Linked DNA regions of Homo sapiens: all the other regions are linked to region 1. Evidence: read pairs that join two places in POLR2A ChIA-PET (ENCODE). Cell type or tissue: GM12878. All regions are shown on one strand.

Evidence for each region. Peaks named below come from ENCODE experiments on the same cell type or tissue, not always from the same donor. Only the 100,000 strongest peaks of a DNase experiment are listed, where the experiment ranks them.
Region 2: POLR2A ChIA-PET joins it to region 1 with 5 read pairs; 4 of 35 experiments call an interaction of 5 or more read pairs at or near these places.
Region 3: POLR2A ChIA-PET joins it to region 1 with 7 read pairs; 5 of 35 experiments call an interaction of 5 or more read pairs at or near these places.
Region 4: POLR2A ChIA-PET joins it to region 1 with 5 read pairs; 2 of 35 experiments call an interaction of 5 or more read pairs at or near these places.

The regions. Positions count from the first base shown.
Region 1 is chr9:37,023,825-37,026,324 of GRCh38, forward strand. All of the region lies in intron 1 of PAX5 (paired box 5), which reads right to left. Among named protein-coding and RNA genes, the nearest start is that of PAX5, 9.2 kb to the right of the region's middle. RefSeq lists an enhancer at 964-1,233. In GM12878, no CTCF peak of the experiment used is centred here; no DNase peak of the experiment used is centred here; H3K4me3 peaks cover 2,500 bases; H3K27ac peaks cover 2,500 bases.
Region 2 is chr9:36,941,576-36,944,075 of GRCh38, forward strand. All of the region lies in intron 6 of PAX5 (paired box 5), which reads right to left. Among named protein-coding and RNA genes, the nearest start is that of MIR4476, 49 kb to the left of the region's middle. In GM12878, no CTCF peak of the experiment used is centred here; no DNase peak of the experiment used is centred here.
Region 3 is chr9:37,280,000-37,282,499 of GRCh38, forward strand. The region is part of intron 2 of ZCCHC7 (zinc finger CCHC-type containing 7); the gene reads left to right. Among named protein-coding and RNA genes, the nearest start is that of LINC01627, 110 kb to the right of the region's middle. In GM12878, no CTCF peak of the experiment used is centred here; no DNase peak of the experiment used is centred here; H3K27ac peaks cover 393 bases.
Region 4 is chr9:37,389,565-37,392,064 of GRCh38, forward strand. It overlaps LINC01627 (long intergenic non-protein coding RNA 1627), which reads right to left. Exons shown (of 3, transcript XR_002956875.2): 2 at 1,359-1,522. The region is part of intron 2 of LOC124902153 (a long non-coding RNA gene); the gene reads left to right. Among named protein-coding and RNA genes, the nearest start is that of LINC01627, 4.0 kb to the right of the region's middle. RefSeq lists enhancers at 1,324-1,593, 1,604-1,653. In GM12878, a CTCF peak has its summit at 1,328 (motif pointing left); a DNase peak (open chromatin) is centred at 1,437; H3K27ac peaks cover 1,287 bases.

The DNA of each region.
Region 1 (2,500 bases):
CAGGGGCACAGGGAAAGGGCAGGGAAGAAGTCTCCCTAATGGTATTGATACATGTGGAGAGTCAGGCAGTAGACATATACATGGTTAGACTAGACAGAGAGAGAGCTTTGCATATGTGTATACCCACTGCCCTCTCTCTGGAATCTGAGTCCCTCCCTCTCCCCTTCTGTGAACCCTCTGAAGCTTCATTTTAATGCCTTTGTCAGATGGTCAGGGAGACCCAAGAACCAGCTCCAGCTGTGCCAATGTGAACTTCTTGAGTCAGTCCTTTTGTCTCTCTGACCTCAATATCATATTCTGCAAAATGGGTGAAGCTGAAGGTTTAGGCCACCGTCAGGTAGGACCCTGGCTATGAGTGTTTTATAACTGGTAAAGATACCTAGGGGAACCGCTCAGGAAGAGAGCAGGAGGTTATCGTGCTGATGAAAATGATGAGCCTGGAATAGTGGGTGGGGACTCCTCCAAACTCAGAAGCCCATTTCCTGGAAGTCCCTGCTCCTCTCCAAAGAAGCTATCCGGCTCTGAAGCAGTGGTGGGGGGAAGCAGTGGTAGGGGGACGGAGGCAGGGAGCGGTAACAGGAAGAAGAAACTGACTGGGCCAGGAGGAAGGTGACGAAGTGGGACTTGATCTGAGCCTCTACTACCTCAGCCACCTTCCAGGATCTACTGTACCCCCCACTCCCCATTGCTAGCAAGTTGGGGCCCCAGAGCAGGCCTACATTGTGCAAGAAAACAGCTTTGGGCCTCAGAACCGAGAGTGCTTCCAGAGAAGCCAAGGTCTTGCACCTGCTCTGGAAGCTAGACTGGCTGGGGCCCAGCCCCCACTGTGCTGCCAGGGAGATTGAAAATGGGAGGGAGCACTTCCCACGGAGGGGGCGATTGAAGGCCGGACAAGGAGGCACAGACATTAGCGGTTGGCTAACCTGCACCTGAAAGAAGCCGCCTTCTCCACACTGATGCTCAGCCGAGAGACCACCAGGTCTGATGCTATCTCCCCAAGGGCTAGGGCACAACCTCTGGGCCACCGAGCGCTGGGCGGAAGGACACAGTGAGGGCCTGTGGATTTCCACCAGTGAGGAGAGAAGTGCAGGGGCTGGTGCTCCCCATCTGTCCCCACAGTTGCTCCTTGGCTGAGCCAAGGGCTTGCTCACCTCTCAGAGCATTGCCCTAACTGGTTTGTTTTGGGCTTACATTGCAAGATCAGGTCCTCCCCAGAGCCAGGCTGGAGTCCGAGGCAGAAAAGGCTGTGGAGGGCACTGGGGTCACCACAGACTGGAAACCGGTTGGGCGCAGGCCCCAAACCTTGAGGAATCGTTTGGGCTGGGACCAGAACAGGGGGCTCCTCTGCACAGAGCTCCCCACCGCTTTGGTGGATTACTTCAGACTCAGAAAATTGACACAAAGAGAAACTGACCTGCCCGCAGCCAGCCCTGGCTGCCTACACAAGCTTTCCCCTGCTTGCCAGGCCACTCAGCACTGCGTGGCAGACACGGACATGCTCGCCCCGGGAAGCTCACCTTCACTCCAGCCGGGTCTCTGCTGCCTTTGTTAAATAGGGGACCTGCGGCTAGGAAAGCTGGATCCCAGGCTGTTGGGATGGGGGGGAGCGGGGTGGGAGGACCAGGCATGGGGACGGCTCCTAGCCCGGGAGCAACTCCCTGACCTGAAGCCCGCAGAGACCCCGAGCGGCACCCGAGCCGAGGCTGCCGAAGCCTGTCACCTTCCTCCAGCCTGGCTCTGCAGCAAACAGAAAGGAAACGCGATTCGTTCCACTTGGAATTTCCTTGAAATCTCCGAATCTAATCCGGCGTTAACTCACCGTGAGAGGAGCGCTCATCTCACAGGAGGCTGTGGTAATGGGTGAATTGGCAGGATCCCTGCGGGCCAGGCAGCCAGGCCGGCCTTGCCCTCGCCCTAAATGACCCTTCCCGTCTCCTACACACGCTGCGTCTTTCAGAGGCGGGGGTGCCTGCGTGGTAACTAATTGGCTTCCTCTTTCTTTCTTTCTTTTTCGTTTCTTATCCTCTTTTTTTAAAGGGGAGAAGCCATGAGAAAAGGCGTCCTGCAGAGAAGGACCCAATGGGGTCTTTAAGGGTCTCTGTATGAACTGGCCGGCTCCTAAGCAGAAGCTGAACTCAGAAACCGCTACTTCCTTGATTTTTCAAAGCCCCCTCCTCAACTCCAGGACGCCTTTGGAGCCCTAGCCCCGGTGTCCTCGCTTAGCTCTCAACCTCTTCCTCCACACATACAGACACGGGTCAGGGCCCCACTATCCCTCCAAGCGCCAGTCTGGATCAGCCCCATGGCTGAAAAAGGCGCCATCGGAGTAGGGGTGTGGGGCGCTGTCTGAGACTCTGACTGGCCTCTCCCTACAACTTACTGCCCTCCAACTGGCCTGGCCCGGAGCCCTCTACGGGTCCAAGCCAGGGTTCTCCGAAAGAGCTGAAATGTCGCCGCCGGAGCCTTGAAAGGCTGCAGCTCGCTGCCCAAGCTACGCGTT
Region 2 (2,500 bases), 82 kb before region 1:
CACCACCTGTGAGATGCTAGGAGCCAGCCAGGTAGGCACTGGGGAGGATCTGGAGACCTCAGACTCCCCCTCTTTGCCTGGGCTCCCCCCTTGGCCTGTACCCACCTCAAGGCAATGCCCCTGGGGAGGCAAACTTGGTGGACCCACAAGTCAAGGTGATTCTGGTCACGTCACAGGGAATGGGAAGCAAAGAATATGAAGCGGTGGAGGTGGGGGCGGGGGTGGGACTGAGATGGAGAAATGGTTACACCTGGCCTCCAGGACATGAGACTCACACCAGGCTCACTGGATGATGCAGGGGTGCATAGGGCATCTCCCAAGACAGACCCTTTCCAATCACATAGCTAGTAAGAAAAAGAGCTTGTACTTGAACTCACTTCTGCTTCCTGAAGAATAATAGTGGTAGTAAAAATAATAATAGCAGCACTCGATCAAGTGCTAGTCACTTTGCACGTGTTATCTCATTATCTCATTTAATACCCTGGCAGTGTGCCCAGGCAGCTGATGGCTGAAACATGAACTCGTGTGCCCACCTGCGTGTCCAGGAGCCTGACCCTCTCCTTGGCTCAGGGAAAGGACCCAGGCCTCCTAGGTCAGGCCTATAACTCTAGGCAGCGTCTGAGCTGAAGGGATTTGGGGTATCCCCATTCCCATCCCCTCAATTTTCAGATGGAAGCTGAAGGGGAAAGACTTGATCAAGGGGACACTGTTGTAAGACAGGAGGCCTCAAATCAGAGCCCAGGTCTCAGGAAAAGCAACACTTGGAGTTAGGAAGAGCAAAGAAAATGCATTTCCCTGGCTTACACTTGCTTCACAGGCAAAATGGGAATCATAGCGTCTGCTTGCCTTCATATCACAGAAGCGTTCACAGTGATCAAACAAGGCCACAGATGTGAAAGCAGTCAGGTAATTTCACAGCACCTTTTACACACAGAGTCCCCCTCCATGTGCTAGGTGGGCTTGAGGAGGACCCAGGGGTGGGACGTGTGCAAGTCCCTGCTCTGTTGTAAGAGTCGTGCTCAGCTGCTGACACAGCTTTCATACTGGGCTTTGTTCTGCCTCTACCAGAGGGGTGTGGTTCTCATTCTTCTTCCTTTTTGCAGATGCAGAAACTGAGGCACAGAGAGATGAAGTGACTTTCCCATGATCACGCCATTAATAAAATTTTAACCTAGGTTATGTAGCTACAAGTGCTGATGTTGGAAGCAGAGCTTTTAGCAGAGGAGTTGCTAGAGGTTGTGGGGCCTGGCTTTTGCCTGCAAGAGAGTGAGCCCAGGAGGAGCAGTGCCATGAAAGGGCAGGGCCTGGTGGCCGGGCAACGGCCTTCAGCACTGCTGACGCTACCCTACAAGGCTGCAAGTGCCTCAGCCTTTAACCATGGAGCGTAACACCCGCTGACCCTTGTCTTCCCGCTCTCCTTCTCTGCACCCAGCTCTCAGTTTCCCTACCCAGGGCCTGCTATGTCCTTGTGCTTACCCTCCTCCAGTGCAGGCCCACCCTAGCCCTGCCAAATCCAGCTATTCTCCATCTCAGTCCCACCGTCCCCCATCTCCATTGCTTCACGTTCTTTTCTTCCCATTCCCTGGGATGTGGCCAGAATCACCTTGACTTACGGGTCCATCAGGTTTGCCTCCCCAGGCACATTGCCTTGAGGTGGGTGCAGGCCAAGGGGGAGCCCAGGCAAAGATGGGGAGTCTGGCATCCCCAAGTCTCCTCAGTGCCTACCTGTCTGGCTCCTAGCATCCCATAGGTGGTGGCTCCAATCTGTTTCCCCATTCTTTCCTATTCCTCATTTCAAATGGCTATGCTTGGCCTCTAGGACACGAGACTGGAGTTTTACACACCCCACGTTACTTTCGAAAATCAGATCTTCACAGTACAATAAAGCTGATCTTACTTGCTAACTTCAGCTCTCCTAAAGATATTGCTGAGTATTTGTGGATTAGTTCAACATACACACACACACACACACACACACACACACACACACACAGCTACATATTTGCAAGCTACTTAATACCAGAAAAGAAGGCCTAAGGATCACTGTGTAAGAATTCTGGGTAAATTAATGTTGCAAGAGAATTTTTGTAATAAAATCAGAAAAGACACATGAAAGACTTTGAGAAGAATAGGCGTAGGTTCCAAAGAACCTACACCTATAAGCCATTGTTATATTAATTAACTGTATTAATCACTCATTTTTTCATACCTCACTACTTTCCAGAAAAGATATAAGCAGCTCACAAGGATGTAAAAAATATATGGAGGTATGGAGGGAAGAAAGGACAGAAAAAGGGAAAACATAAAATGGACCCAATAAGTGACTAGAGCTGGGCTCAGTGGCTCACACCTGTAATCTCAGGGACTTGGGAGGCTGAGGCAGGAGGATCACTGGAGGCCAGGAGTTTGAGACCAGCCTGGACAACATAGCAAGACTCCATCCCTACAAAAATAAAAAATCAGCCAGGTACTTTGGTGCACACCTGTAGTCCCACCTGCT
Region 3 (2,500 bases), 260 kb after region 1:
AAAAATTAGCCGGTCCTGGCGTCAGGCACTACTTAGGAGGCTGAGGCAGGAGAATGGCGCGAACCCGGGAGGCGGAGCTTGCAGTGAGCTAAGATCCCACTACTGCACTCTAGCCTGGGCAACAGTGCGAGACTCCGTCTCAAAAAAAAAAAGGGATGTTTCAGAAAGATAAAAGGGTCAAGTAAACAACGAAGGTACTGGAATCAGACCTTCAAAATAGATAAAAACAAAATTTGACGGGATTAAAGGATCTCCTCATCATAGAGAAGTCCACAACCATAATTGGAAGTTTGAATACCTGTCTCAATAATTGACAGAAGTAGTAGATTAAAACTACCAGTAAGGACATAGAAGATCAGAGTAATACTGTATGTAATACCACCCACCTTGACATAATTGGCATTTATAGAACACAAAATCCAATAATTATAGAATATGCATTCTTTTCCAGTATACATTCAGCAAGATAGACCATATATATGGTGGACCATAAAATAAGCTTCAAAAGATTGAAATCTTAGACTTTGTTCTTTGATCATAATAGAATTAGAAATCAATAACAAAAAATCTGGAAAGTTCTCTGATCACAATAGAATTAGAAATCTATAGCAAAAAAAAAAAAATCTGGAAAGTCCCCAAATATTGGGAAATTAAATAATATACTACTAAATTAAAAATTCATTAAACTTTTTTTTGTTACTGCTTGATTAGCTAATTGTTACAGATGATTCTCTGATTTTCTCTCTGTCTCTCTCTCTCTCTTTCTTTCTCTTTGTCTTTCTTTCTTGAGACAGAGTCTTGCTTTGTCACCCAGGTTGGAATGTAGAGGCACAATCATGTCTCACTGTAGCCTTGGCCTCCCAGACTCAGGTCTTTTTTTATCCTCTTAATTTGTTTCAAATGTATATGATGTTGAAAGCAAAAAAAAAGTAATAATGTGTGATTTATATGTAGATGTAATACATATGGCAACTATATCAGAAAGGACTGGGATAGGCAGGTAAATAGAGTCATATGGTTACAAGTTTCTTAACATTTTTCATAAATTGTATGATACTAACTCTAAGTAGAGTTAATATCTACTAGAGCTAATATCTACTCCCATGTATAGTTCCTAAGGTCCCTCCTGCTTCAGCCTCCTGAGTAGCTGGGACCACAGGCGTACATCACTATGGCCAGCTAATTTTTAAATTATTTGTAGAGACAGTGTCTCCCTATATTGCCCAGGCTGGTCTCAAACTCCTGGGCTCAAGTGATCCTCCTGCCTCGGCCTCCCACAGTGCTGGGATTACAGGCATGAGCCACCACACCTGCCCTCTAATATTCTTTTATTAAAAAGAGAGAAAAATACACAAATAGAAGAGATTGTGACATAGAGGTGAAATTCTCTCAGTTTTGTGTGTGTTTTCCTCTTGAGTTTTTCTCCCATATTTAGGAAAAGATGAATTATAAACTCTTTATGTGCAACTTCTTTAAATATAGCATATATGAGTCTCCACTTCGTATATAGTGTCAAGCTGGTACACAAAACAGATTCTCAGAAAATAAACTAAGAAAATATTCCTCAAGTCTCTATAAATACATATTTTATCACATGTGATTGTACTATATCAATCTCATTTTGAATCTCATTTTGAGAGATGCACTTACACTGTTTGGTATGGCGTTTTGTATTACAGGAATGCTTTTCAGGACTAGCAGTTGCTAAGGGAAGGAAATGCTTAAGCTTGTCTGTAAACATTAACTTCAGCATATACACATTAATAATGGCTTCCCCACCTGTAACCAACCTACTTACCTGGCAGGTTTTATTTCCTAGGCTAAGGATTTTTGAGAACTCTATCATAAAACAGCTGAATTATGACCTCCTTTGGTTTTTACAATATGCAAATACAGCTAAATACTCGTTAATATTCTGCATTTAAATTCTTCTTCTTAATAAAGACATGCACTTTATTCCTGCTCCCACGTATGGTTCCTAAGGTCCCAGAGTTCAGACTTCCTTACAATTTTTAATTCTCTTCTATCTTAAACCTTTTGAGAGCTGAGCAATAAGCTTTTCATTTTCTTCAGAATCAGCTCCAGTCTCAGGATTTTGAGGCCATGTCAGTAGAGTAAGAATGTACCCTCCATGTTTTCTATCAAAAATAAAATATTAACTTGTTTAATAGTTTCAGTTTTGCCAGATGAAAATAATTCTGGTGATGGCTGCAAAACAATTTGAATGTACTTAATACCACTGAACTGTACACTTAAGAATGGTAAAGATGGTAAATATTATGTTTTCTATATTTCACCATGATTTTTTAAAAGTTTAAACAAGGCCGGGCATGGTGGCTCACGCCTGTAATCCCAGCACTTTGGGAGGCCGAGACAGGCGGATCACTAGGTCAAGGAGATCAAGACCATCCTGGCTAACACAGTGAAACCCCGTCTCTACTAAAAATACACAAAAATTAGCCAGGCGTGGTGGTGGGTGCCTGTAGTCCCAGCTACTCAG
Region 4 (2,500 bases), 370 kb after region 1:
GCTGCTGCACTCCAACCTGGGCGACAGAGTGAGACCCTGTCTCAAAAAAAAAACAAAAAACAAAAAACAAAAAAAAAACCTCAAACCAAAAAACAGACAAAAAAAAGAATATCACAGGAAATTTGGAGAAGAGAAAAAGGAAAAACATAATTACCCCATTCATCCCTTAATACCATCCCTGAGCTATTCGGTGTGTTTCCCTCCAGAATTTTCCCTGGTATGAGGGGCACGGGCTACTGCTGCGCATCTCCCCTCCGTGGCGCATGGTGGAGGTCATGCTGCTCATGGACACGTCTGCCCTGCTGTCTCCACGTGCTTCCCTCTCCAGGCTCAATAGTACCTCCATATCCAGCAGCTATTGCTATGTAACGATCTAACACTCAACATTCAACGGGTTAAAATAACAAGATTTGGCCGGGTGCGGTGGTTCACGCCTGTAATCCCAGCACTTTGGGAGGCCGAGGCGGGCAGATCACTTGAGGTCAGGAGTTCGAGTCCAGCCTGGACAACATGGTGAAACCCTGTCTCTATTAAAAATACAAAAAAATTAGCCGGGCATGGTGGCACATGCCTGTAATCCCAGCTACTCAGGAGGCTGAGGCAGGAGAATCGCTTGAACCTGGGAGGCAGAGGTTGCAGTGAGCTGAGTTTGAGCCACTGCACTCCAGCCTGGGCAACAGAGCAGTCTCCATCTCAAAAAATTAATTAATTAATTAAAAATTAAAAAAATACAAGATTTATTATTGCCCAAGAGTCTATGGTCAGGGGAACAGTTCTACTGATCTGGGCCTGGCTCAGCTAGTCTTGTTTATGCATCTGTGATCAGTTGCTGGGTCCCCTGGTTGGTCTAAGCTGGCACTGTTCACATGTCTTGGCTGACTGGTCATGGCCTGGGCAACTGGGGTGACCAGGCCACACAGTGTCTCACCCTCCATCACATTCTACTGGTCAAAGCAAGTCGCAAGACCGGCCCAGAGTCAGAGTGGGAGGGACTACAAATTTCAGGGTCAAGGGCATGCATACATGGAAGCCAGTAATCGTAGTGTCAATCACTGCTCTTAATCTACCGTAATCCCTAATTTTCATACCTGCCATTTTTGGTAGCAATACTGTTTTTCATAGATGTACATTTCATAGATTACCATTAAATAAGATGTACCACATTTTAATTTGTTTAAAATTTTTCTCTTATAACACTTGTGTGAACAACTTTGGTGGAACCTTCGCCTTTGAGATCAGGAAAAGCAGCGTTTCCCACTCTCAATCAGAAACCCAAGGTTAAGTGAGAAAATTGAGCCCAAGTGTCCCGAAGGCCCTTTAGAAGCAGCGCCACCTGCAGACCTTCCCGAGTTCCTCACCTGACCGAATTCAAAGGTGTCAGACCAGGAGTCTCAGACCAACTCTGAGTCCAGCTGTTGAAATCACTTTCAGTATCACTTTCCGTCTCTGGGCTTCAGTTTCTCCATCTATAAAACTGCAGGGTTGGACTAGAACAGTCTTTCTCAAATGATGTCACTCTGGTCTAAAAGCCAAAAAGATGCCAGTGACCACCTTCTTGAAAGTATTTTTATTGATTGATTGACTGATTGATTGAGACAGAGTCTTGCTCTGTCGCCCAGGATGGAGTGCAGTGGTGAGATCTCAGCTCACTGCAACCTCTGCCTCTCAGGTTCAAGTGATTCTCATGCCTCAGCCTCCCAAGTAACTGGGATTACAGGCATGTGCCACCACACCTGGCTAATTTTTTGTATTTTTAGTGGAGATGGGATTGCACTGTGTTAACCAGGCTGGTCTTGAATTCCTGACCTCAAATGATTCTCCCACCTTGGCCTCCCAAAGTGCTGGGATTACAGGTGAGAGCCCTCGTGCCTGGCCTATTTATTTTGAGACAGGGTCTCACTGTGTCACCCAGGCTGGAGTGCAGTGGTGCAATCATGGCTCACTGCAGCCTTGACCTCCCTGGGCTCAAGCAATCCTTCCACCTCAGCCTTCCAAGTAGCTGGGGCTATAGGCAAGCACTACTATACCTGGCTAATTTTTTTTTATTCTTTCTGTATTTGTAGAGATGGGGTTTCACCATGTTGCCCAGTCTTGAACTACTTGGCCCAAGCGATCCTTCTGCCTTGGCCTCCCAAACTGTTAGGATTATAGGCGTGAGCAACCACGCCTGGCCTGAAAGTATTTTTAAATGCATAAGAAAAAGACAAAGCAGTTCCATATCATTCTAACTGCTCGGCGGTGATCCACCTTTTAGAAATGGTGTGCTAGGAGCAGGGGTCACGGCGTGAGAGGCTGCCCGTCCGGCACCTACGAGGGCGATGTCAGACTCGGGAATCCAGGCACGGGCAGCACATGAGGCAGCTATCATAACAAGGCTGAGGATGATGGCTGGTCTCTGTTCGGTGTCTTGTCTTGTAATCCCAACATGTATTTGTGACCTCGCTCAATGTTCATTGTCTGTTAAATGCACTACACAAATTTAATTCCCATGGTCTGTGGC